7 separate regions of the Mus musculus genome follow, and all the other regions are linked to region 5. Evidence: chromatin loops called from intact Hi-C (ENCODE). Cell type or tissue: heart. All regions are shown on one strand.

What was found. Hi-C counts contacts between places; a loop is a spot of excess contacts. Peaks named below come from ENCODE experiments on the same cell type or tissue, not always from the same donor. Only the 100,000 strongest peaks of a DNase experiment are listed, where the experiment ranks them.
Region 1: a loop joins it to region 5, with 12 times the contacts of the local background. A loop is called at or near these places in 9 of 42 quality-filtered maps.
Region 2: it touches region 5 in a loop (6-fold over the local background); 13 of 42 quality-filtered maps call a loop at or near these places.
Region 3: a loop joins it to region 5, with 2.1 times the contacts of the local background. A loop is called at or near these places in 12 of 42 quality-filtered maps.
Region 4: a loop joins it to region 5, with 5 times the contacts of the local background. A loop is called at or near these places in 37 of 42 quality-filtered maps.
Region 6: a loop joins it to region 5, with 9 times the contacts of the local background. A loop is called at or near these places in 13 of 42 quality-filtered maps.
Region 7: a loop joins it to region 5, with 2.9 times the contacts of the local background. A loop is called at or near these places in 12 of 42 quality-filtered maps.

Annotation. Positions count from the first base shown.
Region 1 is chr16:50,252,615-50,256,614 of GRCm38, reverse strand. All of the region lies in intron 7 of Bbx (bobby sox HMG box containing), which reads left to right. Among named protein-coding and RNA genes, the nearest start is that of Bbx, 180 kb to the left of the region's middle. In heart, a CTCF peak has its summit at 1,934 (motif pointing left); no DNase peak of the experiment used is centred here.
Region 2 is chr16:50,372,709-50,376,708 of GRCm38, reverse strand. The region is part of intron 2 of Bbx (bobby sox HMG box containing); the gene reads left to right. Among named protein-coding and RNA genes, the nearest start is that of Bbx, 58 kb to the left of the region's middle. In heart, a CTCF peak has its summit at 1,931 (motif pointing left); no DNase peak of the experiment used is centred here.
Region 3 is chr16:50,670,753-50,674,752 of GRCm38, reverse strand. No RefSeq gene overlaps it. Among named protein-coding and RNA genes, the nearest start is that of Mir6363, 54 kb to the left of the region's middle. In heart, a CTCF peak has its summit at 1,832 (motif pointing right); no DNase peak of the experiment used is centred here.
Region 4 is chr16:50,734,514-50,738,513 of GRCm38, reverse strand. No RefSeq gene overlaps it. Among named protein-coding and RNA genes, the nearest start is that of Dubr, 3.7 kb to the right of the region's middle. In heart, no CTCF peak of the experiment used is centred here; DNase peaks (open chromatin) are centred at 843 and 1,583; H3K4me3 peaks cover 1,778 bases; H3K27ac peaks cover 1,708 bases.
Region 5 is chr16:50,528,470-50,532,469 of GRCm38, reverse strand. All of the region lies in intron 1 of G730013B05Rik (RIKEN cDNA G730013B05 gene), which reads right to left. Among named protein-coding and RNA genes, the nearest start is that of G730013B05Rik, 4.2 kb to the right of the region's middle. In heart, a CTCF peak has its summit at 2,172 (motif pointing left); DNase peaks (open chromatin) are centred at 2,189 and 3,529; H3K4me3 peaks cover 2,349 bases; H3K27ac peaks cover 2,365 bases.
Region 6 is chr16:50,687,718-50,691,717 of GRCm38, reverse strand. No RefSeq gene overlaps it. Among named protein-coding and RNA genes, the nearest start is that of Mir6363, 37 kb to the left of the region's middle. In heart, a CTCF peak has its summit at 2,419; no DNase peak of the experiment used is centred here; H3K4me3 peaks cover 657 bases.
Region 7 is chr16:50,379,222-50,383,221 of GRCm38, reverse strand. The region is part of intron 2 of Bbx (bobby sox HMG box containing); the gene reads left to right. Among named protein-coding and RNA genes, the nearest start is that of Bbx, 51 kb to the left of the region's middle. In heart, a CTCF peak has its summit at 2,076; a DNase peak (open chromatin) is centred at 2,071; H3K4me3 peaks cover 995 bases; H3K27ac peaks cover 557 bases.

The DNA.
Region 1 (4,000 bases), 280 kb after region 5:
GTTCTTACCCATTGGTACAGCTGGGTTAATTTTATATGTGCCTGTTTTAGACTAGTATGCTTAGCTATTCCAGGAGACTTAAACACATTAAATTCCATTATCTCCGCTTCTTCTCCTGTTCTTTACCTGCTAGTAGCTTTTATCCTCTTTTCATGGGCTTATTGCCTCTAAATACACTTTGTTAAGACATGTGTTATGTTTAACTTCTACAGTGAAAAGGAAGAGGTACCCAGAGGTTTTGTTGTTGTTTATTGTTTTCTTCTTTCTTTTGACAAGGCTCCTGCTTTATTCTACTTTGTAGACAGTACTGCCTGTCATGCGAAGGAGCCCAGCTTCTTCCAACAGGAGTGGGACTCAAAACCAAGGCCGTCAGGTCCCTTTCCCGGATCTGTGCTGGCAATCATAGATGCTTAAAGATGGCAAGAAGACAGAGTGCCTTCCCACTTCATCAGATACATTGAGAAAGAAAGATTCAGCCCTTTGTCTCAACTTTTATTATAGTCGTCTGTCTGTAGAAACAACATTGGGTTTCCTGTGCTCTGTTGCCCAGACTCTGATAATAAGAAAACTATCCATGAAGTGCAGGCAGGGTTCTGGTGGCCTGGATGCCCTGAGTAAAACTAGTGTCTCCCCCAACTCTCACCCATTTCTGCCATATGATACAACAGGTTCTGTTTCCCATGGTAGCCCAGTACTAGTATAGGATACCAATGTCAGTTAGACCTTCAGACACACGCCTCTTATGCTAAACTGTTCCCATGAAAGATACTCTGTGCCCCCATCAAGCCTTTCTCCTCTCAGCTTTATTTACCATGAAGATATTGGTGTAGACTGACCCTTCTCCTGATGTCCTGATATCCTTCCAGACAATTTCTGAGGACTGGCAAGTGCTATCTCTGACTTAATTGGAGCCCCATATCTCTGCAGTTTTATTTCTCCTACCTGCTAATTGGTCTCCTGCCTCCAGTCGCTGCCAGCCAAGGTTGTCCTGACTGCCTCTGACATAATTATCTAACTGCATATCTCTCATCATGCTGTTCCTCTAACTAAGACCCTTGGCTAGCCCTCTGTGTCCTCCAGCCTAATTTCCAGACTTAACTGAGTCCTAGTTTTGTCAGCCAGAGTCATCTCCCATTACACTCACATGGTGTCTTATCGTTTACCCACACCAGCGAGGTGACCATTTCTCAGAAACACAGCAAGAATATGCTTCTGTATATTTTCATCTGCCGTAACTTGTCACTCTCACTACTCTGCTGAGGGGAAGTCCACCTTGCTTTCCAACTCAAGTACTCAGAGAGTAAAGGATTTTCTCTGTGCTCCCAGCGAACCTTCTCATAGGCCTCCACTTGCATTTCTGCAGTGTAGCTCTTCCCTTCACTTGAATTGCAAACAGACCAAGGGTCTGGCAGGATCCCTTAGCCATCATTCTATTTCCTGCTTTACACTGGGTGCACGTGGTATTTAAACTTCTTAATGTTATCAGTCTCCATGATGGTACATAGTGCTTCCTGAACAAGTGAATGAGAAGTGAGTATTTGAACTAGCAAGAGTAGGAATAGATGGTTGATCTACAGTATTTACTTGCTCCTTTGTAGCCTGTATATTTATCACAGTGCCAAGCATTGTGCTTTGAGATCTGCAAAGTGGGAACAGTCCTTGATAATACTTAGCTTCCTAAGCCACTTGTGATCGTAACTGGCTCCGTCATGCTTTGTATCCAGAGGCTGGACCTGAGATTTCTCACTGATTTGCTCCTGTCCCTTACTTTGTCGCCATTCCTACTGTACTCATCTTTCCCCTTCTTTTCTTACGGAGAATCATTGCTGAATCAAACTGGCTGACAATGGAGTGTGAGAAGATTGCAATGTGTGCTTAAACTGAAATCCCTGTAGCTATTTTCATTTTTGGGTGTATAGCAACACCTAGTGGCTTTGTGTATTATTTCAGAGACTTTCTAGAAACAGGGTTGCTTATTTTCTTTTTCTTTTCTTGTTTTACCACTGTTTACTTATTTTCATTAATTCATAAGAATAGATGCTGAGGAATAAATGTTGATCCATTAAAAAAAATCATTCACTAACTAATTTACATAAATAATAAATATTTTATATTTCATAATATTCATAGTCTGGGACGCTAAAGAAGCCTTTTGTAGGAAATCCACCTTCTTTTTCACAAGTATAGATTTTTCTGTTCATACATATGTATATTTGCCATATCATAAACACATTTTTTATATTCTGTAATCTTTAGATAAGAACACCTAACAGGTATCATATCCAATTTTACTTTGTTAGTAAGGTATTCATATTTGCCTTGGTGACATGGAATCACAGTTACACATGTAAATTACTTCTTTGAATATATACATTCTGATGAAATTTTAATGGGCAATTTACTCTACCTTAATTTTTTCTAGATAAACATTTACATCAGCTATTTAGTTTTTCTTATAACTGTATTATTTCCCTTCCTTGCTTATTGAAAATTACAGCTAAGTCAAAATTTAGGATTTGGGGAACGCTCTCCCTCTGTCTTCTCATGCTGCTGGCTTTGCTTAGTATTACAACTCCTGCCCTCCTTGTTTTTGTCTACTGTTGTCTTGGTGCTTCTTTCTGTCTTCGGACTAGGTTCAGGGAACAAGTCACCAAGTAAGTAGTAGACTCCCATTCTCCCAGGTTCTTAAATCTATGCCGTTTCCATTGTACTTTATTGGGTACAGTTTCACAAGGACCTAGATTTTGGGAAGGGACATGGCCCACTACAGTAAAATGCAGGTTTAGTGGTTCTAGTTTTGCACTGTTAGCCACTGGGCAGCCTTTGTTGTACTTTACTGCCAACTCACACACAAGTAAATATACATTGTATATCTGCTCTGTCTGCTGCCTCCTCCAAGAGTCATTACTTCTCCCTTCATGGAATCTGAAGTCAGAATAATGACATTGACACAGCAGTAAGCAGTGGGCTCCATGCATGTTGCATCCCATAAAATCATATTACCAAGTGATGTCATAGCAGTCCTTACTCTGTGATGTCACAGAGTTCCCAGAACCAGTTCCTGCTGTTAAATTGAGCTGTATCCCAAGGCCTTAGTTTGTTTTTGTTTATCTTGGTTTTTTTTTAACCTTTTGTCCCCATAAAGCAGGATCTCATTAATTTCCCAGGCTGTCTTTCTATAGCCCAGACAGATCTTGAACTTGGTATCTTACTTACTGCCTCAGCTTTCCAAGTAGGTAGTAGTATTCCAGGTCTATGTCAGTAAACATGCCTAAATGATAATGTATTTCATTGCAAATATCATGTACACCTATTTTTATTAAAATTTTATAAAGACACTTTGTAATGTTTACCTAAGTTTCTAGCTTAATTTTAAAGTCAAACTTCATTACCCCAAATATCCAGCAAGCAAACGCATAGGATTCTTTATTCCTACATTTGGTTCAGCCATTTCATCTAAGAAGGAAAATTTCAAACCTTTATGGCTACTAATTTGAGGGTTATTGACTTTTTTTTTGTGCCCTTGGTGTCTTGGTACATTTAGTACAATGTGCTTAACAGTCAAGTGGTGATAAGAGAGGCAAGCTTACCCTAGGTGGCAAATCAATTAAGGATTCTGTAGTTTTCCTATGGTACTTATCAGTGGAAAGTGTGGTCATAGCTCTTTAAAACATCCAAAGTGACCATATGATTTTCAAATATTGGTTCCTATTCTACAGCCTTAACACCACTATTAAAACATCCTTCCTCTTCAGACATCAGGTGAAGATTAGTGGGAACAGCATCAAAATATACATTTGTAACCTCTGCAGCCATTTCCTTTAAAGTGAAAAAGTAATGGTTCTTCATCAAAAAACCTAACTTCATTATTTAGGAATGTAAGAGAAATACCGATATGGGACTTATAAGACTCTGTCTCAATTTTGATTAATTTATTCAGTATTCTTTTTTGAAATGGAGTGGGAAGTTGTCTCGTGTATTCAAGGGTGACCTTAAAGTT
Region 2 (4,000 bases), 160 kb after region 5:
GGTAAACTTTTCAACCACTTTATCATTCAGAAAAAAAAAAAAACAATGCAAGATAACTCGACTTTTCAAAAAGATTGATTTTTTTTAATTCTATTTTATCTATGTGTTTTGCTTACATGTGTGCAAGTGCACCACATGTGTGCCTTGCTGCCCATGAAGGTCAGAAGAGGGGGGTCAGATCCACTGGAACTGGAGTTGAGGACAGTCATGAATGAGCCTCCATGTGGGTGCTAGGAATTAAACTGGCTTTTGTTCTCTGCAAATTTCTGAGCCACCTTTCTAGCAATTAGTGATTCAGTTATCATTTAAAGAACAAATTGAGCTTTAAGTGCTAATTTAGCGTTATGAGATGTATATCCTAAATATATGTATTTTAAGTTTTCAGGGTGCAGCTCCACAGTAGAGCACTTGCTAGCACAGGTAGTCTCTGAATCAATTGATGGGGAGGTCAGAATTTTTATCTGCTAAATAGTCTTCAGGTTTTATTTTGGGACTAATTTTTAGTAGGGCTGCTTTATTTAAAAACAAAAAGCCAAACATGTTATTATTCAAAATAAATTGTTCTTTAAGCTGTACACAGTATCCTTTTGATGTGGGTCCTTCCTCCCCCCCCTCTTTTTTTAAGATTTATTTATTTATTATATGTAAGTACACTGTAGCTGTCTTTGGACACACTAGAAGAGGGCGTCAGATCTCATTATGGGTGGTTGTGAACCACCATGTGGTTTCTGGGATTTGAACTCAGGACCTTTGGAAGAGCAGTCAGTGCTCTTACCCATTGAGCCATCTCGCCAGCCCCTTCCTCCCTTCTATTAATCGTAGATTCTTTTCTCATATAATTTGAATTAGTTCCCATTCCCCCACGATTTCCAGTTCTCCCTACTTGCCCTACTATTAAGATCTATTCCCTTTCTGTCCCTTAGAACAGGCTTCTAAGAGATAACAACAAAACATAAAAAATAAGATAAAACTTAAAGCATCATAATGAAGTTAGATAAGCCAAGCCAACAGTAGAAATAAAAGACCCCCAAAGAGAAGGCACAAGAATCAGAGACACACTAGTTTGCACAGTCAGGAGTTCCATAAAAGTACTACCTAAAAGCTATAGAATATGTGCAGAGGACTTGTAATCTGTACACAGTATCTTCTATGTTATCCGTTCTTCTGAACTTGATTCAACTAATTTATAGTCGATTTGTTTTTAATATTGAAATAAAAATTATTGAAGCAATACTATTTCTTCTTCTTCAAAGATATTCTGGTAATGTTGTGTCTAAACCTATGTCCTGGGAGCCAGGGACCGTAGCCCCTAGCCTATCCTCTAGACAGGGCCTTTTGTGTCCAATTGTTATTATACAAAAATTTTCTTACTATGTAGTCATGGTCGGCCTTGAACTCAGTATGGGGACAGCTAAGTATGGACAACCACCTGCCTCTACCTCCTGTTTATACCACCATACCTGGTATTAGTTCTAGATAATTTTAATTAAAATTCCATAAATGCTTAAAAGGAAAGTAATAGAGCAGAAAGACGTTTATGGATTCAGAATATGTTCAGGAGATTGTGTATTCTGTTTTCCAGGCTCAGTAAGTTTTGAGAGTCAGTGTCTTTGGAGGCCTGTGGTAACTGATCCGTATGCAAGGAGTGATAGAATTGCATTTTCATACTTTAGGGAGTTTTGTCGTCCTGCTCTGTTTAAAATAAATTCACGTCTAAATTTTATAAAGTAATTTAAAAATAGAAATTGAATTATTTTTGGTAAGCTTTTAAGAATTGTTATATATTAGGGGGCTGGAGTGATGGGTCTGTGGCTAAAAGGGCCTGCAATTCTAGAGGACCTGAGTTCCGTTCCTGGTACCCACATCTGGCAGCTCACAACTGCCTGTTAATTTCAGCTCCAGAGTATCTTATGCCCTCTTGTGGCCATTGTAGGCATTGCTCTCATGTGTCATACACAGGCCATACTTATTTTTCAAAACTGTCAAAGAATTTAGTTACATCTTAGAAAGATTTGGATTTTCTTATAATTTTAGATAGTCTACATTAGAAATTGCTTTTCTCACAATTCTTAAAGAATTCGAGTCTGAGGTTTTCATCTTGCTGACTTCTGTTTTGGTTGCTGTCCCAAAGCTGTATCTGTCTCCATAGATACAGAGGTCAGTAGCAGCATGGCTTTGTCAATGGGTGCTTGAGTGAGAAGATAGAAAATAGGGGGATCATGGCTTCAATTCAGATGAGACCACCTTTCCTAGTCTGGAGCCACACAGAGGCCCAAGGCTCTGGTTGATAACAATCTCACTGGGGAAAGCAACATTTACAGAGGAAAGCTTTATTCACAGTTTAGGGCTTGCTTCCCCTCCCCTCCTCTACCTGTCTCCCTCCCTACCTCCCTCCCTCTGTCTCTCTCCCTCTCTCCCTTCCTCCATCATTATACTTTCCCTAGTTAACTAATAACTAAAATGTATCTATTTTATGCAGAGTAGAGACTTGGAATTCCTACTTTCTGTGATTCACAGTTTTACAAAATAAATTTGCAGAAAGCCAGCCAACAGAACAGAAATTACCTTGCTTTCACAATGCACGCCACTGACAGGAATTATCTTTGCATTTTTTTCACTTGTTTATCTTTTTCTTCCCATGAAGTCAGAAGCACTGTCTGCTTTGTCCTCTTTTCTAGTGACTAGAACTGTAATTGTTCCTAAATAGGGAACCGTGGCAGGATTAGAATGAATGAATGATGGTTGATTGTTCTTACGAGCCTGGGGGGCTGGGGGTGGGGACTGTGAGCCAGAGCTCTAACGTTTGAGGCCGGGGAGGTAGAGGGAAGTGAGAACACACTGAACATTTGGGCTGATCACAAGGGGAGGGAAGGGTTCTGAAGAGTCAGGGTGGAAGTTAATGCAGGCTCAGTGAGAAAGCCTGGGTGAAAGTCCTTTCCCCCTGGAAAGGGGGAGGTAATGTGTGAGGTTATTCAGAGAAGCAGTATGGAATTAGGTATTTGAGGTTCAAAATCCCCGTTTGCCTCATATAATAGGAGTAACTTTATTAAATAAACCTTAGCTTCTCTGTGCCCATTCCCCAATTCTCTTTAAAAAAATATATGTCTTTTGTTCGGTCATGATTATTTTAATGAATATTTTTAATAAGAAAATCATAGTTATCTTTCTAACACTAGCATAAAATTATAAAAGGATAAGGTAAAAACTGAACATACCATGATAGAGATAGTCTTATGTCTATGCGCTAGGATTTGGGGTTAGCAGGTAAAATGGCAAGAGTCAAAAATGTCAGTAGTGATGCGACTGTGGGCCATAGCTATTGTAACAGAAATTGCACATCTACCAATGAATAAAATCCCAAGTTAAGTAAGAAGCCATGCAAATTGTGTACGATTACTGATACTTAAAAATCCCAAGTAAGATAAAAGGGATGATACATTTCACCTGCGCTACCCACTAGAGTCTTATAAAACAACTGAGAAAACAGTTGTTTGTAATTAGAGAACAATTGAAGTCAGTAGAGTTAAATCCTAATTCTGAATTTTTTGGGGGTGATTTCTGCTTCTGGATCCACTGGTTTTTGTTTTGTTTCCAGATTGCTTTATCGATCAGGTTCTCTTTCTTTCAGGCAATTATTTGAAAGTAAAAACGCAACAGAGTGGCAGGGTAGGAGCTAACTTCTGTTTCTCTTACAGAGAACCTGGGTTCAGTTCCCAGCACTCTCGAGGTGGCTCACAACCACCTGACCTCTGTTCCAGGGCATCCAAATTTCTCTTTTGAGCATTGTGGGCACCAAGGATTCATGTGGTGCATATGTATACATAAACACATGCACATCAATAAAATAAACAAATCTTAAAAGAGAAAAGTGCAACTGAAACGACAGCACATGACTCAGATTTCCAGCTGCCTCCAGTGCAAGAGCGCTTGCTGGTTTAAATGTTCAGTGGTTTCCTGTGGCTCTGCAAAGCACAGAGGAACCTAGGGCCTGATGTGGTTT
Region 3 (4,000 bases), 140 kb before region 5:
ACATTTGAGCTGTAGATGAAAATCACAAAAGATGTATATTCCTATGGAAAAAGTGACTTATGGATAGATCTAATAAGGACCTAATGTTTTCTGGTGCCCGTGACCTCATATATCTGAGCCTTCTCTTTATATGAAAGCTTAAGAGCTTACATAACCTAACATCATTGTTTCTGGCCTACAATGTTGCTATGTTTGTTATCTGAAGTTAGAGGATGCGTTGAGGACACTTACAATTACAGTGGAAGGGTTTATTATTTATACACCCTCTCTTACTGTTAGAGTTCTCTGAGGGTACCAGAATGTACAAGGATAGAAATGTCTGTTTTGCTATGTGGCTGATGAGTCCTCTTATCCATTACCAACTGACACTTTCACTTGATGTTAGCCATAAAGACCAGAAGCAAATGCTATCGTCTCCTTTAAAGCATACCTCCTCAGAGCTTTCCAGAAAGTCTTATCTGAGCCAGGAGGATTCCCTAAGAATGCTTTGAGCTGGACACTTTGGCCTCTACTGAGACAGGAGCTACCTGTTGCTGCATAATCCCAAACTTACTTCATCACTGCACTTCAGGAATAATAGGAACTAGATGGGAGACCATGGTATTGAAGTGACAATGACTGGGGTGATGTAACAAATTTGAGGGCCATGACTAGATCACCTTCATTTGTGTCTAAAATCTGTGATGTTCTCTTTCAGAAAACAGAATCCAACATTATCTACAGACATTAAAATTCAGGTGAGTCAGCAGGTCAGGAATAAGCTGTACACCTTTTTTTTTTTTTAACTTCTGTTTCAAGAACACATAGTAATTACCACAGAATACAAAGTGTATCCTGTTTTTTTAAAAAGAATATCCTGATGCTTTAGCAGTAGTAATGCATTTTATTATGAGCTGCCCACAGGCAGTTCTTAGGTTGTGACTCACTTGAACAGGTTTGTTGGTTTTGATTTTTTTTTTTTTTTTGGATTTCAGTTCCCCCAGTCTAAAGAACATTTTATTCTCAAATGAGGGGGGTGGAGAAGGGAATAAAGAATAAAATATGCTGGAATTCCCCAGAATGGAGTGAGTTAGCACAAATATGGAACGACAGGCAGTTTAATCAAAGACCAGAATAAGGACATGATCGTGTGTCACGCCAAAGCTGCTATGTGATTTCTTATGTTTAGCATTTGCTTTCCCATGACTCTGATTTGGAGAGCTGTATTATCATGAGTCATCCTTCTGTTTACAAGGCTGACGTTTTGTTCTCTCCTGTCACTGTGAGGAGAATCTGATGTTCACATCATTCTAATTTTCTCTCCTAAAGGAGCTAGTTATGTCTGCAGCTGATACTCTCGGTAAAAAAAGGGATCATGAATTGCTCTGGGTTTCAGAACCTTAAAGGACATCTTCTAAGGAGGGTGCAAAGGCCTAAAATCCCTTAATCAAGTTTCTAATCGAACACAAGATGGCCTCATATTATGAGCCTTTTGAGAGCAGCAGTAGCATCATGTCTTCACCAAATCAAATAGGATTCTTATTTTAGCCTCCACAGCAGCTCTTTCCTTGCAGAGAGAAGCAAATCCCTGAGCAGCCTGTTCAAGAAGAGAACACAATAGCCATCTCACTCTCCCTCCCTCCCTCCTTCCCTCCCTCCCTCCTTCCCCCCTCCCTCCCACATGGTTCCAGCGGCTATCACGTCTTAGTTAACGAACAACTAGCATTTCATGGATTCTATTTTTTTCAGTCCTTTGATTCTTCTATCAAGCTTGTTACATGGCTACTATTGCTACCTACAAGTTACAGAGCAGAGAAGGAACCAGAAAGACAAGGGCCTGTTTCTGTCACACAACCAGCAGGTGGCAGAGCCAAGACTCAATCAAATATACAGTCCTCATACCAGTGATTAGGATTTAGAATCATTATGAAAACAAAACTTGAGGGACGCCTTGGAAGGAATGACTAGAGTTGGTTCATCAAGGCAGGGAGATTCACCTTAAATGCGGAAGGCATCATTCCATCATCCACAGTCCTGAGATGAACAGGAAAAAGAAGTCAAGTTGCGCTCTGAATTTCATCTCTCTCTGCTGTCTGACGACAGAAGAGATGCGACCGGCAACCTCAAGTTCCCAACGTCTTGGCTTCCTCCCATGATGGACTGCCACCTTGCACTTCCTTCCTTAAGTTGCTTTGTCAGACCATTTTGTGTTAACAACAGGAAACGTAACTAATACATCCCCTCAGACTCCAGGCTATGAGTGAGGATGCTCTGGCCTCGGTCTCAGACTGCACAGCCAATGACTACCTGCCCTCCATCTTGTGTGTCTCGAACAGGATAGGAGGGCCATGAAGAGAGACACAACACATAAGTACCATAGAGTCATCATGGTAGATGTGCCTACAAATGTCCTGCAGGATCTCTGTCCTGGATGCCTTCTGTCTGTGTGCAATTTATGACTCAGTAGATGAGAGTACCACTTTTAGATGTAGGATATCCTGATAGCTGGTTGGCATCCATAGTAACTTGGTATATGGTCCTTGGTATAGTGTAATCACATTCCTCAGAAGTTTCATTTTTATCCTAATGTGACTAGTGGCCAGTATGCACTGAACCTGGATGACCCACTTTTTCAAATTGAGTCCAGCTTAAGCATGGAGAAATTGGGAAATTTGTGCAGTGAGCAATTTGCAATTTAACACCTGGTTAAATTAATAGATATCCAAACCTGTCTAGACACAGACTATTATGGCTTTAATATGTCCCGCCCAAAGTTTATGTGCTGGGAACTTAATCCTCAGATGTATTTGTTAATGATATTTGGAGGTGATTAGGATTAAATAAAGTCACAAAGGAACGGCTTCTATAATGACATTAATAGAATATACTGCCTGATGGACTGATGGAAAAATTCCTTCTTTTTGCCTATTAGTACATAAATTATGCTTAGTGCTTTTCTAATTTTTATTAGCATTTATTAATTGTACAGACTAATGGGTTTTATTATGACCTTTCATTCATGCATCCGGCACACTTTATTATTTCCAACTCCTTATTACCATACCCTCCCCCACTCCAGTTTATCTTTCCCAACCTGCAAACCTTCCTTCTACTTACCCATGCTATCTCTATCATAACCTTTCTCTTGAATTGTTACATGTATACATGCATATAAATACATAAAGGCAGCCTGCTGAGTCTGTTCCGTGTTGCTCATATGGGAATGTGCTTATGGGTAACCCCTCGTGACTGGATAGCCAATCAGGGAGCTTGTCTCTGCGGAAAACTGGTTCTCCCTCTCTTTTTCTGCACCCATTAATTGCTTGTAGGTCTTTGTTCAGTGGTAGGGCCTTGTGCAATTTCTCCAGTCTATGTTGTCATGTCAGTTGGTGGTCTTGTTCACACAGCTGTATTGTTAAGATTTTGTGGGTTCAGCTTCCCTGTCATATGGAGAAGAGGCAATCTTGCAGCGGACATCCTGACCCTCTGGCTCTTACAGTCATTCTGCTCCTTCTTGGACATTGTTCCCTGAACACTTAGGCACTAGTGTTGTAGATGTATCAACTGGGCTTGGGCTCCCCACGGCCAGCTGTTTTCTGCACTTAAACTTTTTGTGAAATTATAATTACATCATTTTCCCCTTCGTTTTCTTTCCTCCTGTGGTAGTTTGAATGAAGATGACCCCATAGGCTCAAAAGGAGTGGCATTATTTGAAAGGATGAGGACATGTGGCCTTGTGTGGAGTAGGTAGGGCTTAACTGGAGAAAGTCATTGTAGAGTGGGCTTAGAAGATTCAGAAGCTCAAAGGTAGAAACTGTGGCTCTCATCCTCTGCCTGCTGATCCAGATGCAGAACTCTCAGCTCCTTCTCCAGCACCATGCCTGCCTGCACACAGCCCTGCTTCTCTCAATGATGGAAATGCACTGCAAGCCCAGCCCCAATGAAATGTTTTACTCTATAAGAGTTGTCATGGTAATGGTGTCTCTTCACAGCATCTCCAAACCCTTCCATATCTTCCTTG
Region 4 (4,000 bases), 210 kb before region 5:
TTCTGGAGCAGGAGACATGGTTCAGTGGTTAAGACTGCCTATTGCTCTTGCAGAGACCCGGGTTCAATTTGCAATACCTACACAGAGATTCACAACTATCCAGTCAGACCCTGCTCTTCATGAGCTTCTGTATGTATATGGTGCACATAAACACATTGAAGCATATGTGCACATAATTAAATGATATTTGACATGTATGGGCACTGTGCATGCATACCTATGCATGGATGTTATTCAATGACAGAGTTCCAGCATCGTCAGCATGTGAGTCCCTGAACCTCAGAAGGAAAAAAAAATATAAAACTTTAACTGGAGTACATCCTGTAGGGTGCTTAGAGAGAAGATTTGTGGCTCACCAACTTATAGAAATTTATGGACCATTGAATGCTTACAGTTTTTCTTTTTCCTTTTTTTAAAAAAAGATATACAATTTACATATGCAATTTACAAATTAAGTAAGACAGTTAATTGGTAACAACTTGGGTTATAAACAGCCCCCAAAGACAGAAGAGAGTGCCAGAAAACTGTGAACTTAGCACAGTAAAACAATGGTAAACTGGTATTTATTCAAGAATCCTAAGTGTAAGCTCTCTTTTGAACATGGGCTTCACTGTCATCAGGCCTGTGGAAAGGAGTCAAACTTGTAATTTCCCACACCGAGCCTTCCTCAGGTACCCTACACTGATGTAATAAGGATGTGAATAGGCAGAAGGCGGAAGAATTGGCTCTAACCATGTGACTCACAGAGAAAGACAGTGAGCTGGCTCAAATGCTGAGTAAGGCTCTAGCATCCGCAGAGCCTCAGGCCACTTGGCGGATCCTGGTACCTGCTGCTTCAGCCTACTGGGTGCTGGTTTGCAGGAACCCACACAAGTCAGGGCGTGGAAGCCTGGAACTGATAACACCCAACACCTAAGCTCGCTCAGGTCCTCGCAGTTGCTCCTGGCTGACATCCAAGAAAGAGACCCTGACCTGTTTGGATGTCTAAGAACCACTCAGGAAATGAGATCCATGGGTTGTGTGCCGGGGACCTGCCGTAGAGGCCCCAATCCAAATCCTAATCGCTTTGAGAAACATCTGTAACCAAATCCAGCAGCAAAACCGAACCTCACAAAGGACCCACCCAGGTTCCTCCATGAAGTGTGCTTCTGCTCGAGCACCTAGGGGAAGGCGACAGGGTTTTATGGGACTGACTGCCTTGACCTTGCTGCGTGGACATCGCCGTCGCCTACTCCTTTTGTACTTCTATTGCCTCCGCCTTAGTTTTTAATCTCCTGGTTGTTTTTACGTTACCTTACTGACCTTGTGTTTTGCTTCCCTCACAAACTTGAAAGGGGAACTGAACTCATAAGAAAAACGAAACAAAACCCAAAACGAAAAGCGCCCCCAAACAAGACAGAAACTCTAATCGTTTCTTTTATTCGGAGTCTCTGAACCGGTCTGTTCAAATCTTCATTAACTTTTCTGAGAGCGAGCAGGAAACACGCAGTGTTTCCTTACTGGAGAAGGTTTCGTGGCTGGAGTCAATGCTGCCGCATGACCAGCAGGGGGCAGTAGCACACTAAGAATGCAGGAACCGTCCCAGGCTGTGCGGAACACTGTTGAAGGGTTTGCGCTGGTCTGTGTAAGAGCGATGAGCTCAGCTCCGATGAAGTCTTTTGTTTTGTGTCCTATTTTACAATGCACGGTTCAGTTTTCCATATGAATTGTGACTTAGGCAGACTTCACTGTGACAGCTGGGCTCAAGAAAATGAGACGTAAAGAGGAAAATGGAAAAGGGAAAGAGGAAGTTCAAGTGTTTCAAATAAACTACGTAGAGAAGGCAGAAGTAATTCCCCCGTAGAGATACAAAGTTTGTCCCTTCGCTGTTACCATCCTTAATTCTGCCCTTCCGTTTACAAATTAAACTCATCCTTGCTTTCTCTCTTTTCCTGCTACTTTCTTTGCCATACAGTTTTCTGTTTTGTTTGTTAAGGATTTGTGCTTTTAAAAGATAAAGCTAGTTTAAACCAAATGGCTTCAAAAGATCCTATCATTTCTGAATACAGAGAGTGGATGTTTTTGTGCCTTTTGAATACTCGTTAGTCATTAATGTGTATGTTGCAACAACAAAAATGTCCCCTGTAGCCGTAAAGCTTTGGATAAACAGCCCAAAGCTATCGCTGAGATCTTTATCTGAGGACCTGGAGGTAGAATACGAAGTTCACATTGAAACATCAGAGACCTGAAGATCATTATAGTCAAGGATCATTGGGGTTTGGAAGGGTAAAAGGTGATCAGGCATCCAAGCATGGGGATTCTGCTGCTGCCGGGCCTCAGCCCACGCTGTTCCAGGAACATTCTTGCCTCATTTATCCAAAACACTCGTTCCTTCACCAATCTGAAGTGTTTGTGCAAAAATCACATTCTGGGTGGCTTTTCCCAACCACTTCTGTAAAGGGATGGTCAACTCTCTCCGTAGTCTTTCTTATATGAATCTTGGTCCACTTTTCTCAACAATAATGGCTATTAAATGTCACATTAAACATTTAACATTAGACATTTAAATATTATAAATTAGACAACTGGGACAGAATCCATCAGTCAACTAATGTCTTCACTCTCTATAAAAGGGGAAAACTAGGGTTGATCCCAATAAAACCACCACCCTGCCACACATAAATAAAACCACCACCCTGCCACACCCAAAGACAACAACAAAAGTAAAAGTAAGTCAGGAATGATGAGAATTTCAGGAAAAAAAAAAAAAAAAAAGATGGATGACAGACAAAAAATAGCAAGAAAATGCTTATAAAAAAGAACAGAAATTTTCTTAAATAAAAAAAGAGAAACTTAGACCCCAAACCATCTAAATAAAGCACATCTTAAGAATTTTTCCATATGTTGTGTTTTGTGGTTAAAAGAAAGTTATGAAAAAGTATATAGCCCATAATCATAAAGAAAGAATTACAATTAATTTAGAGAAAAATTGAAATACATAAATAATAATAGTGTATAACACAATCTCTTAAACCAGCTGCAATTTAACAAAATTATTTATTAAAATTGCCTAGAATTTACATTCAGAGGCAAAAATAGGCATACCTTGATAAAGTACATGAAGAAACATAACATGAACAATATTTTTTAATTAATTATATTATAAAACCAGAAACCACAGCCATCAAAACGTAACTTAAAAAATCCTCTGACCTTGAAAATTTTATCTATTAAATCTCAATATCAATCTCAGTTGATTCTGAGAATTTCTAGAAAAAAAACCCCACAACAATAATCTTTAAGATCAGCTGAAGAATGTTCAGAATAAAAATGAGAGATCATCAATACAAACTAGGAACTGAAATAAATGCGTTTCAGTGGGAGAGGATATACCTGCAGTGACCTGAGGTGCCAGGGTACATTGATAAGAAAGGGAGACTCCCCCGCCCCACCCCACCCCCGCTCAGAGGGAAAGGTGAATGGGGAGGGGAGGGGTCATAAGAGAGGGGACTGGGAAGAGGGGTGATTGCAATCAGATGCAAAGTGAATAAATAAATGGTAAAAGAAATAAATAGCCAGGCATAGTGGCGCACACCTTTAATCCCAGCACTTGGGAGGCAGAGGCAGGCATATTTCTGAGTTCAAAGCCAGCCTGGTCTACAAAGTGAGTTCCAGACATCCAGGACTATACAGAGAAACCCTGTCTCAAAAAACAAAAAGCAAACAAACAAACAAAAAAAACAATAAATAAATAAGTTAATTATCCCACTCAAAAATATATTTAAAAACAATAGTTTTTTTCCCGCAGATTTATTTAATTTTATTTTTGACTAAGCAACATGAAACAAATCCTAATAGATTAACCACATTTGGCATTTTACTAGGGAAAGGCAAACCATCATACAATGCAGGATTCATCCTTTTCAGCCTGAAAGAGAGGAGGTGAGATAAAATATTGGGTAAGCAAATATACTATCATCTTTCACGTAGAAGATTACTGTTACCACAAATTGGCTTTTAT
Region 5 (4,000 bases):
GGGAAGGGGAGGGTATCTGCATGTGAGTGTAGATGTGTGCACTTAAGAGGTGATGCCTGGGTCTTATTCTCACCTGATGGGATTAACAATAGCTGGTAAGTGGGCCTGGAGAGATGGTTTAGTGATTAAGAGCACTGACTGGCTAGGCAGTGGTGGTGCACGTCTTTAATCCCAGCACTTGGGAGGCAGAGGCAGAGGCAGAGGCAGGTGGCTTTCTGAGTTCGAAGCCAGCCTGATCTATACAGTGAGTTCCAGGATAGCCAGGGCTACACAAAAACAAACAAACAAACAAACAAACAAAAAGGCACTGACTGCTCTTCCAGAGGCCATGAGTAGTCATGAGTTCAATTCCCACCAAACACATGGTGGCTCACAACCATCTGTAGTGGGATTCAATGCCCTCTACTGGTGTGTCTGAAGACAGCAACCGTCTACTCACATTAAAAAAAAAGAGCTGTTGCCTAAGGAAGCCAGAGGTATCAGATTCCCCTGGAGCTGGGTGAGTTCTGGGTAATTATGAGCTACCCAGGTGGATACTGGGAACCATAATGAGGTCCTCTGGAGGAGCAGCAAGCTCTTGTAACCACTGAGCCATCTTATGAACCTCAGAAATCCAGTTTTCTTAACATATAATGGATATGTGGACTGCACACACTGGAGTCACAGATACCTTCCAAGTCCAGTTGGTCTGGCAGAGGATTGAGCAAAGGACAAAAGTGTTCTAAAAAGTGATACTCTGCTTCAAACCCATGAGATCATTTGATTTTTCCTATCACTGCCAATGTGTGACAAAACTTTCTTTAAAGAGATGTTTGCAATTGGTCTTTGGCACGGCTTTTTGGCCATCTAAAAACAGAATAAGATGCCTACCCACAGCCTCAGTGTGTCAGCACTTATCCGGGTTTGCCTCCAGACACAGAGCAATCATGGTTCACAAGTTCAAGTAGTGCCCTAGCCCTGGTTGAGCAGCTATAGGCCTGGCCTAGTATTTTTAATCCAATTTAGATCAATTGCCCCTCTGCAACCTGGACCACAAGGCTAGTATAACTCTTTTTCATCCCTCTCAAATATGAATATTTACTACAATTTTTAATAAGGTAGTGTCAGTTACTAGGAATGGTGAGTCTATAAATGAGATTTGTGATGTTGAAATGTGCTCTGGAAGACCTTCCGGTCCTCTGCAGTTACAGTTCTCTTTCTAAAAAGAATGCTGTTTGGAAAATTTACACTAAAAGTATTATTTTTTTGTATGTTTTCTTGCTCTTCATAATAAAATAAAAACATCTCAGTCATGCTTTGATAAATTCTACAACTGCAGGCTGTAATCCTGCCCTGCCTGCCAGAGGTCTATTAGGCATTAATTGGAGTTTTTAATTGTGCATGATGTTTGTAGAGGGCAGGCACAACCTTGTTGCTGTTACATATTGTTTGATTTGAATAATTCATCACGTTTTAAAAAACTACCTAGACATGATTGTAATAACCGGCCCCTATTTTTTTTTACACTAGACTGCTTAAAAATTACTGTCTGTAAATGTATTTTTAATTTAGGGAAAAAAATGTGCTTGTTTGATGGAAATGTGAATTTGCAAGAGATAGGTAATTCCCCTTCCACTGTTCTGAACACAGTGCCCAGCTTGGCAAGGCGGGCAGATTTTCAGATTCCTTTGCAATCTCTCTGGGTCTGAACAGATCCGAGCTGCTCAGCTCCAGGCTCCAGAGCTCGGGTAGCCACAATCAGCCCGAGGTCTTCCCAGTTTACCCCAGAATCCTCACCAACAGCGATCCAGCCACTCTAAGGGATCCGGATCGGTGATTCCCAACTAGTGAGGGAGCGAGCACGTTCGAAATTCAACAGAATTTAACAGATCCCACCGCCACCCAGGCATGGCTCTTATTTTAAGATTAGAAACTCTGATAGATTCTGGATAAATTCGCGTGATGGCTGAATATTTCACTAATGATAACATCTGCATTCATCTGAATGAGTGCTGCGCGCTCAGTTTCACAGATGGCCTTCCACAGGGAACAAACATCTTCAGGTGCTCCGGGTCTCAGCCCAAGACCACGCAGCTGAGGCTGTAGCCCGAGAGGCCGCAGATCCAGCCTGCTCACCCAAAAGTCCAATTAGGCCGGCTTCCCACGGCCAGTGGACACATCGCAGTGCAACTGCTGCCCCCTATCGGCCACGCAAACAATAGCCCTACCCCGCCTCGCTCGCTGGAAAAGGCCTCTGGAAAGGAAAAAAAAAAAAAGGTTCCACCACCAAGCAGTCGAGGTGGTGGTGGGGTGGTGGAAATTCTCGGAAAACCTGTTTTATATAGCCAGCAAGCTCCCACTGCCTCGTTCTAGCGCGGTTGTTCTAAAGAGATGATAAGATGTGAGCTTGGGGAGACGAAAGTGACACTGCTTGGTGGGGGAGGGGCGAGAGACCCAGAAGGTTCGATTTACGGTTTCCGCCCCCTGTTCAGTCATCTGGCCAGGGCTTAGGGGACAGCGCATGCCTTCCGTAGCGACCAGCACGTTCGTTAGAGCACAGGGTGTTTCCCCCAGGTCTCAAGCCGCTGCCTTCCCCATTGCACCTTCAGCAGAGTCCCCTGACCTGCTGCAGAGGTGACAAAGGCCACCCGCCCCGAGAATCTGTCCCCAGAGGCGTCCACAAGTAGGTGTTATCCCTCTGGTGCCTGTAATGCAAATAAAGATGTATCTCATGGAAAAGCACTAAATCCTGAGCTCAAGCCCGGGGCTCCACTGGCGCCTGTGCTGTGTGGATTCTGTCCTAGAATTGAATATTTAAAATTTGCCTCCACTTGGACACAGCCGAGACTGCTGGCGGCTGAGAGCATCGCGCGCGCGTGGGGTTACACTCTCGGGTGTTTCTAATTTCGTTTTCATTATTTTCTCCCACTTCATTACCACCCTCCTCCCAGCGCACACGCGCTCGGCCGTATCCTAACTTGTTCGCTCATGTCCATCTTTGCCTTGGAGCTTTTGGCAAGAAGATATGAGAGAGATGGACGGAGGTGAGCGGAAGAAGGGAGGGCGGGGAAGAGGTAGAATCAGCTGGCAGCCCCGACTGTGTTTGCGTAGGTAGGGGGACGCCGGAGGAGGCTCTGCGGGGGGACAACTGAGAAACCCCGCACGCGCTCGTCGCCTAGGCGCCTGCACTGTGCGGATGCCAGCAGACGCCCGAGTCCACTGGGACCTTCGGGAGCTCGGCTGGCTCCGCTTTCCCGGACTGGCCGGGTCTAGGTTCCCGGGCGGCTGCAGGTACCCACGATGCGCATCCCCGGGGGACAGAAAGACCGGGGCGGCGCCCGGATCCGAGAGCCCCTGGGCGCGGCCGAGACTCTTGGGGCCCCTGGGCGCGGTGCTACCGGGACACGGGCGGCCACCGATCTGGCGGAAGCAGAGTCTGCGGGGAGGAGCTGCCTCGCCCCGGGCGAGCCGCAGGGCTCCGGAGGCCCCGGGGAGGCCGTGCTGGGCTCCGCGCGTTCCCGCTGTGCGCCTTGGCGCGGGCACCAGGAGCCGCCCCCCGCGGGCGGCCACTTCCCGGATGGGGCCGCGCTGTTCTCCAGGACAATCGGGGCTCCTCCCCTCGCCGCGATCTTTCTAGGAGGCTACCTCCGAGATTGCCTGGCGGCTTTCTCCCTGGCGCTACCCTCGGGCTTCTCTCACTGAAAGCCCCGTAAGAAGCACATGCGGGCGGCTCGGCTAGAGATCCTTCACAGCCGCAGGAAGCCAATGGGGAACGGAAGTTCATTTGCGATTGCCCTGATTCTCGCAAAGTTACGTGCTCTGTTTTCAGCCTGACCAACAACACAGAAAATGTAATTCTGCTTTGTGTGTGTGTGTGTGTGTGTGTGTGTGTGTGTGTGTGTGTGTGTGTTTCGAAATCAGTCGTACCTAGTGACTTTCAGAGGAACCGTGGATGGATCTAGGAGAGCCGTCGTCACGCGGCAGGATCTGGCTAAAGAGACTCAGTCCCTTCCTCTCGGCT
Region 6 (4,000 bases), 160 kb before region 5:
GGAAATAAAGCAACAAATTTCAGTGTCCTGAAAGGTCTGCACTGCCAAAGAAAAGTAGGGGACGAGTGGAGTGGGCGTGGCTGTTTGAGAGTAACTGAAAGCTCTGTACACAGCAGTGTACAAAATTGTCCCCGCAAACTATCGGTGCCACCACCATGCAAACTACAGCAACAAGGCATTAGTTCTGGGTCCATGGCTGCTCCCTCCGTTGGCCAAATAGGAAGATGGAGTTGGGTGGTGGTCAGATTCCATTGTTTTTCAAAATTGTCTAGGAGAGCTAAGGAACTAACAGGCAGTGGGGTAAGGCATTAGAATACACTCCAAGTCCACTATATACATGTGTGTAAATGTCCTTATGTTGCTTGGCACTGTGTGTAATGAATGTATGTCAATGAGAAAAATAAAAATTAACTTAAAAAATTCCATTGCTCTTATTCTTTATGGTTCCTTGGCCTGGCTGGATATGGAGTCATAATGGGCTCCAGTTTATAATAACATATTCAGTCCAATGTAGTCGAGAATCTACTTTGTGATGTCAGGAAAGCCAGGAAACCCTATCAGATCAGGGAACACAAGGTTTCTAATAGAGCAAAGGAGCAAAAGACCGCTTCCTTTTTCAACTTGGGTAGGAGCAGAAGTGGGTTATGTTTTCCAATCTTCTGAGTCAGTGTTTGTCTGGGGGCGGGGAGGGGTGTGCATGTGGGTGGGACTGCCCACAGAGGCCAGAAGTGGGCGTCAGGTTCCCTGGAGCTAGAGATACAGACAATTGGGAGTTTCCTCATGTGAGGTCTGAGAACCAAACTGCTGTCTTCCACGAGAGCAGCAAATAGTGGACGTTGATAGAAATACGTGGTGGCCAGACATTATTTTTTTCAGCTAGCATATTCAGTACTTCCTTAAAATTCAAAGAGCAGGAGGCTGGAGAGATGGCTCAGCGGTTAAGGACATTTGCTTCTTCACGCCATCCCTCTGGTGCACTTGGAGAGCCTGACAGTGCAGGAGGTTCTGATACAGAGCTTCCTGGGCCCTTGAAGTCAGGTGATGATGATGGCTAAGGCTCTGTCAAAATAGAGACCCAGAGATTCAGTAAGGCCAATCATACTGTGGACTAGTTAGTGTAAATCCCAGATAATGTAGAAAATGCAAGGCATACTTAAAAATCATGAGTTGCATGTATTTAAACTATGAATTTATTAACCAGAGCTGGAATTGTTTAAATCCAGATAAAATAACCATAGTAAAATTGTTTCGAAACTAAAGTGCTTGTTAAAAACAAAACACCATTAAGCAAGAAAAAAATAATTCCTTGCCATTAGTATTTATTACTTGAACATTATTCCATAAAGATAAAGTGGTTGTTTTGATTCATCTCCATGCACTTGAATCAGTCTCTTTGTGTCCAATAACACGTCACAGGTATTTCCTTTTAAGAATGTGGTGTTTTAGACAAAATATTTAAATATTTTCAGTAAATTACCTCCAATGTTCATAATGCTGTATTTTATGGATGGTGAGATTAAAATTATTAAAATCTCCACTCACACAAGGTAAAGGCAACAGATTTTAAACCAAACAGATCGTAAGATGTCAGCATACACCAGGGCTTTCCTGGTCAAAACAGAACAACATTACATTCTAACTAGAAAACCAGAGAGAGAAAAACAGATTTTAGAGATATACTGATTCCCACACCGATGTCAACCCTCAGTATGGGGCTGGGGGTGAGGGGAAATCACATTTCTAAAGTGAAGCATTAGAAGCAAAAAGGCAAGGTCTATCAGTCATCAGAAATGAGACCACAGTGGCCCACGGAGCCACCGCTGACCTGGCTAAGTAGTGTCTTCTGGGTGTGGCGTCATTCTATTCCCCCTCCTAAGAAATGAGTAGATACCTATTTCTAGCTCTTGCAGCCACCCACCCTCTGAGACAAACAACGCTGCAAAGTGACCTCCCAGACAGGCAGGAGAAAATGGCAAGGCACGCAGCGACTCGGAGAGGACAGTGTTAAGGAACACTGAATGTATTCTCTCTGAACTCACACTGTCTCAATGAGCCACAAGAGGCAACTCGGAGGAGCCAAGTGAAACTGAATAGAAGAAGAAATTAGCGAACAAATACTTTTTCCTCTTCAGGAAGAACCAAAAAAAGAAAAAACAAAAACAAAAACAAAACAAAAAAGTAAGAACCCGTCTTTTGCAACCCAGGTTGGAGAGTCCTTTACTCATGTGACATTCCTTGGTTCCTCCCACAAGTCACAATACAAGCTCACACTCCGCTGAGGGTCCCTGTCTGCACTGCCGAAATCAGGTGAGAGAGAAACCCGGTACAGCGCAATCATCCACGGATGTTATCTTATATCGGTATTTTGTTTTCTCAGTATGGTCTCGTAACAGGGATTATTTTTTCCCAAGAACCACAAGAGGGAGTGTTCTTACTTCTTTGTCACACTGCCTAGCTCTGCCACTGGAGAGATATTACCCCTATTTTGTTTAAATGATAAGGCATATTATTAAACAGTAGGCAAGCTCCTTTATAGTCATCTAAAATCTGAGAGATTATCTGCTTCTCTTTTATTGATTCGTATTTATTATTTCCTAGATGTTTTCTTGGCCACTCGTGATGAAAGAGAAAGCAGACAGTCTTTCCCTCCAGTTTCTTCTCTCCTGTGTATCATCTGGGCTTGTGAAAAGGGATTTCTCCATTAAGCTGTGTGCAGCAAGTGCAAGAGCGGGGTACAGGGTTCATGAACCAGCAGCAAGGGAGTCAGTTATCTAGGAGTAATGGCTGCTGCAGCAGGCTGGCTGCTTTTGTCCCTAAAAGGCTAACAGGAAACCACACACCGGATTCTATCCCTTCTCACCCAGGATGATAATAAATAGTTTATTTTTTTTCAGAATCTGAATTAGGCTGACTTTATACACTGACTCCTTAAGCCTGGCTCATGAACAGTCACTAAAACAAAAGGATTGAAAGTATCCAGGGACACACAAATGTGTGCATGCACACACACATACACATGATACCCATGCACATGCATACACATGCACACAGGAAGGGAGAGAGGGAGAGAGAAATTGAGCTCTGGTCAAACCTGCTGATGACAGATGATCATCATAGGGCTCTCTTTCATTTTAAAACAAAAACAGAGAGCTGTTCTCAAAGGGGAAAAAAAAGGTATTTGTTTGGGATAGGTACAGCCATGGCATATTCAAGGAGCTCCAACAAATGGGGAGTTTTCAAAGGCTACACTGATGACTTTTCCATCTGATCCCTTAACCCTTGGCCACAGTGGTGAGTGAGAGTGGCCTTGGTCTAGGACTGAACAGACAATCTGGACAGATGTCCTTGTACAAGTACTGTTTATGTAAAGCTGCGGTGGCTTTTTGAGGCTGCGTTATGGTGCAGCGTAGGCTGCGAGTCTTTCGTGTCCTCTGGGGTACTGCTGACCAGGCAAGCTTGCATAAGAAGCTTCCCTCAAAGTCTCTGGGCTCTGTTTGCTTTTTTTTTTTTTTTTTTTTTTTTTTTTTTTAAGTTGGCAGTATGAGTCTATTTTGATTTTTTTTTTTTAATTTTGAATTTCTTTTACACAAGGGATAACTCACGGATTCAGGTACCTCCCGTTATTCTATTTCAGCATCTGCCTACCGAGTTCTGTCTTGGCTTGTGTGCAGAGTAAAATAACTTTAGGAGCCAGAGTGGGAACTGGTCCATTTTACTTCTTTCTACAAGCCATTCTCCAGTCCCAAGACCCATTTGGATGGGAAGTAAGCTTTGTGAATGCCTGGAAAGAGAATACAGAACTAGTAAGCTTGTAGACCACAGACTCTTAATGTGGGTCTCATAGTTTTCCAGGCCTGTCAGTTTGACTGAAAATAAATGACATCCTTTAACAGAAATTTAACATTTCTTCCAATTAAATGTAGGTATGGTAGATGCTGCATGTCTTGGTTAGGGTTTCTGTTCCTGCACAAACATCATGATCAAGAAGCAAGTTAAGGAG
Region 7 (4,000 bases), 150 kb after region 5:
GTTGTTAATTCTGGCTTAGGGATTCACCAAGTCTTTGTCCTTGGGACAACTCGTGAGTTTTAGTTTTCTTTTGAAGTCTTTGTGTGGTCTAAGTTATGTATATGTAGCTTGTTTTCTGTTGTACATATAGAAAATCCTTAATTTTAAAATGATTTATAGAATTGTTAACAGGGAAGGTTTTTTAAAAAATTTATTGTTTATTTTATGTTCAGTAGTACTTGTCTGCATGTCTATCTGTGTGCAGGTGTCAGAAACTAGAGTTACAGACAGTTGTGAACCACCATGTGGTTGCTGGGAATTGAACTCGGGACCTCTGGAAGAGCACCCAATGCTCTTAACCACTGAGCCACCTCTCCAGCCCAAACAGGGAATGTTAATTGAACAAAATTAGACACTGAGTAAATCTGTGATTCAAATTTACTGGGTTTTAGTAGTTTTAAGGTATAACTTGCTATTCAGAGGATTGATCAGTCAATTGATTTATTGATCTATCTGTGAAGTTACCCATTTTATTTTGGTTTTCGTTTGTTTGTTTTTGTCTTAGCATTAGGGTCCTAAGTCTGTAGTTTAGAAGACGACCAAAACTTAACTTGTTACTTTTTTCCCCTAAAATTCCTTAAAGACATTAATTGGTCTGTTCTTATAATGCTGTTGATTAAACTCAGGTCCTTGTGCCTGCTAGGTGTGGAGTCATAGACTCACATTCTCAGCCTGAAGAGACTTATTTTTACAACATCTCTGAAAAACATATATTTGTTTCTTGTAAGCCTTATTAATTAAACACCAGGATGGAACCTTAAGGCCCTAGCCTGTGGTAAAGGTGAGACAGATGGACTCTAGTGTAGTGTTGGTTTGGATGTGGAGCCCAGTGGACTCAGCTAGCTAGAGGGAAGCCTGCATTTGGTCCATGTATTTGTCAGAAAAATGAAAGAAGGAAGGGTTGGAGAGGAAAATTGTTCTGCTATCTTCCTAGAAGGCACTGAAGGCTTACTAGTCTTTGGGGACATTACTCAAATTGTCTAAACATCAGGGTCATCACCTGTAAAGTGGGAAGATTATAGTACCTGCCCTGTTGGCTGCTAGTGCATAGGAATAGTGTGACAAGGAGTACTAAGAGATGTGCAGATCGCTTTGCTACTTCTTGGCACAACCATGTTTTCTAAGTAATTGATAATACGATGTAGTCGTTGTTTTGATGTAGTAATGATGGATGAAAATCAATGCTTGAAGTGCATTGGAAGCAAAGGGAGTAGAACGCAGGAAAGGACTCGATAAAGGCTTAACAGCTGGCCCTGGGAGCCGTGAGGAGGCACCGGGGAAACGGGTCATGCCCTCCCTTGTCCCAAGGAAGTAAGGCTTTCAGAGTGGCTTACACAAATCCCACACTTCTGGGTTGTTTGTTTTTGTTTGTTTTTATTCAGCGTATTTGTTTTGATGAACAATGAACGTGTGCTATTTTAAACTCTTTTGGTATTAAAGTGTGCGTCTTTGGTTCTGACTGAATAAGCTCGTTATCAGTACTTTTTTGTGTGGCTCGTTAGTGTGCTGTCTGAGCAGTTACGCTGCTGCTCTGTTGTATAGAGTCACTCTTTAAGACAAACAATATCTGGAAGCGTGGCCAGGTACCTTCACTGAGCTGGAAGAGGGAGACATGGGGGGAGCAGTCAGGAAGCATGTAGGTGGGAAGGGTTTCCTGTTTCCAGGCAACAGCAAGGCGCTACAGACGGAGAGCAACTTGAATATAAATTCATTCAGGAGAGGGCATTTTACCACCCTGCCTCCTATTAGGGACATAGACTGTGGGAAAGAGGGTGGGGTTTAAACTTGATTTGTCAGTAGTTATCTAAAGCCATTTCTCATGAGCTTTTGTGTGTTTTACTGAAAATATGGTGGGCCAGTGACTAGGTTAGAATTCTACGGTATTTTCAAAGCAGCAGCATCTACATTTGCCTTTTACCCCCCCTCTGGAAGCACGGGGTTTCTGTGGCTTCATTTTCCTGCCAGTCTGCTTGAGAGCCTGAGATGCTCTTGGGCCCTACGCAGTCTCTTTCTCTAACTCCATCTGCAGGAAGGAGGGGGAAGCGCAGCGCACTGGCGCCAGTGGAGGTGCCACCTGACTCTGAGGAGCCAGCAGAGGTTCGCAGGAGCCAGAGAGCCCTCGCTGCCCTGCTCGTGCCATTTCCCCTCCTTATGAAAGGAAAGACAGTGGTGGCAGAGGCTATTTGCACTCTAGCTAGAATGGTTCATTTTGAGATTTTGGAAGTAGGTGGTTATTTAAAATTTGAGGCCCCTCCTCAGTGATTTTATATCTGGGGGTGTAATCTGTGGCCATTATGGACCCTTGTTCTTTACTCCAGCCTCCTTGTTAGGGAGAGAAGAGCTCTCTCTGTGTGCTTGCAGAGCGCAGGGCCTCTTTCAGATTGCATTTTCTCTGGAGTTGTTAGTGTGAGTGGCTTTCCTCCTAAAACCTGCTTTCCATTGTTTATCTTACTTCTTGGGATTAAGTATTTTTCAGAATGGAAGTCAGATGAGTGGTCTTGTCAAGGCAGATCATGCACAGATCGTTCTTTGGTTAGACATGGAGAGGAGAGCAGAGCAGGTGCTGCCTACGGTCTTGGAGCCGTGTGTGTTTATCACTCCATTAGGAGCCTGCCATAGTCACTTGTCCTGTGATATTTGGCTACCTTAAAAAGACTTCCCACTTAAAGGGCTACAGAGACTGTGCTGCGGCTTAAGCAAACACACAAGGTCCAGGCTTTATGTAGGATCCCCTGTCGCCATGCGTGTCCAGGGATGAATCACTTCTTGAAGGGTCTAATCTGTCTCCTTATTGTCCTCTCAGGAAAGGGTCACATTATTTAAGTGTAACTTCTGAAAGCCTGGCAGGCCTTTTCAAGGAAATGTTGATGGATGCTCTGTAGTCCCTCCCATCCCAACGGACTTCTTTATGTTTCTTTCTACTTAGACACTTAACCTATGTTTAGGGCGCCTCTTTTATTACCAGAAAGAAAAAGTTAAAAGAGTAATCCTTACTATTGATACGGCTTGTTCTCCAGTTTGATCCCTGGTTCTTTAATCAGACATGAAGTTTCCTCTTCTAGTCCCTGGCCACATTCAGTTGTTTGTATATAAGAACAGTAACAAAATCCTATTCTTAGTGAATTAAAAATCCTTATTCGTATTTTCCGTAGGCCTTTAAACTGTTTTAGGATTCTGAGTTAGCAATCTCTGGAATATCTTTGTTGATTATGTCATTGTTTATGGTGGTGGATTCCCCATAACTGGATTGTATTTGAGAAGTTTATTTCTAAACACAACAGATATTAAGAAAAATATTTTTAAGTAAAATTGGTTGCTTAAGTTGTTTTGTAGACAGTTTAGATAATTTTAATTATCAGTTTTATATATTTTATGTATAGAAAATCATAAAAAGATTATCATTATAAATTGGAGACCCATGCTTATTTTTATTTATTTACCTATCTATATGTATTCTTTTTTTGCTTGTTGTTGTCCTGATTTTAAAGAAGTGACTCTGTTACAGTATTTTGAATAAAAGGAGGCTCTTAAGTGCATTGGATTTTTCTCAGTTAATTTTTGAGACAATTATTTTCACTGTCTCCTTTCAGCATTGCTCTGATTGGTAATTCTTTTGGATGTACAGCATCGCTTTTTTATCATATTCCCAGATTCATGCAATAAAATGTACTTAGAATTTGTTTTATTGTAATGTAGATAGTAGCAAGATTTCCTATTACATTAGTAAAACATTAGTTTTTGATGTCAATTATATTAAATGTGAATTCTTAAATTTATCAAAACTATATCTGATATGTAGGTGTGTTATCAGGAAAATGTATCCCAAGGTTAAAAAATGTTAGGGAGTATTTAAAGTAAGAGGAAATGTCATGGTTTTAGTCTTCTATCATTATGCAAATAAATGTTCAAGTTTGGAAAACCTAAATTCAAGGTTCTGAATTTTCAAACAAGGTAATGGCTT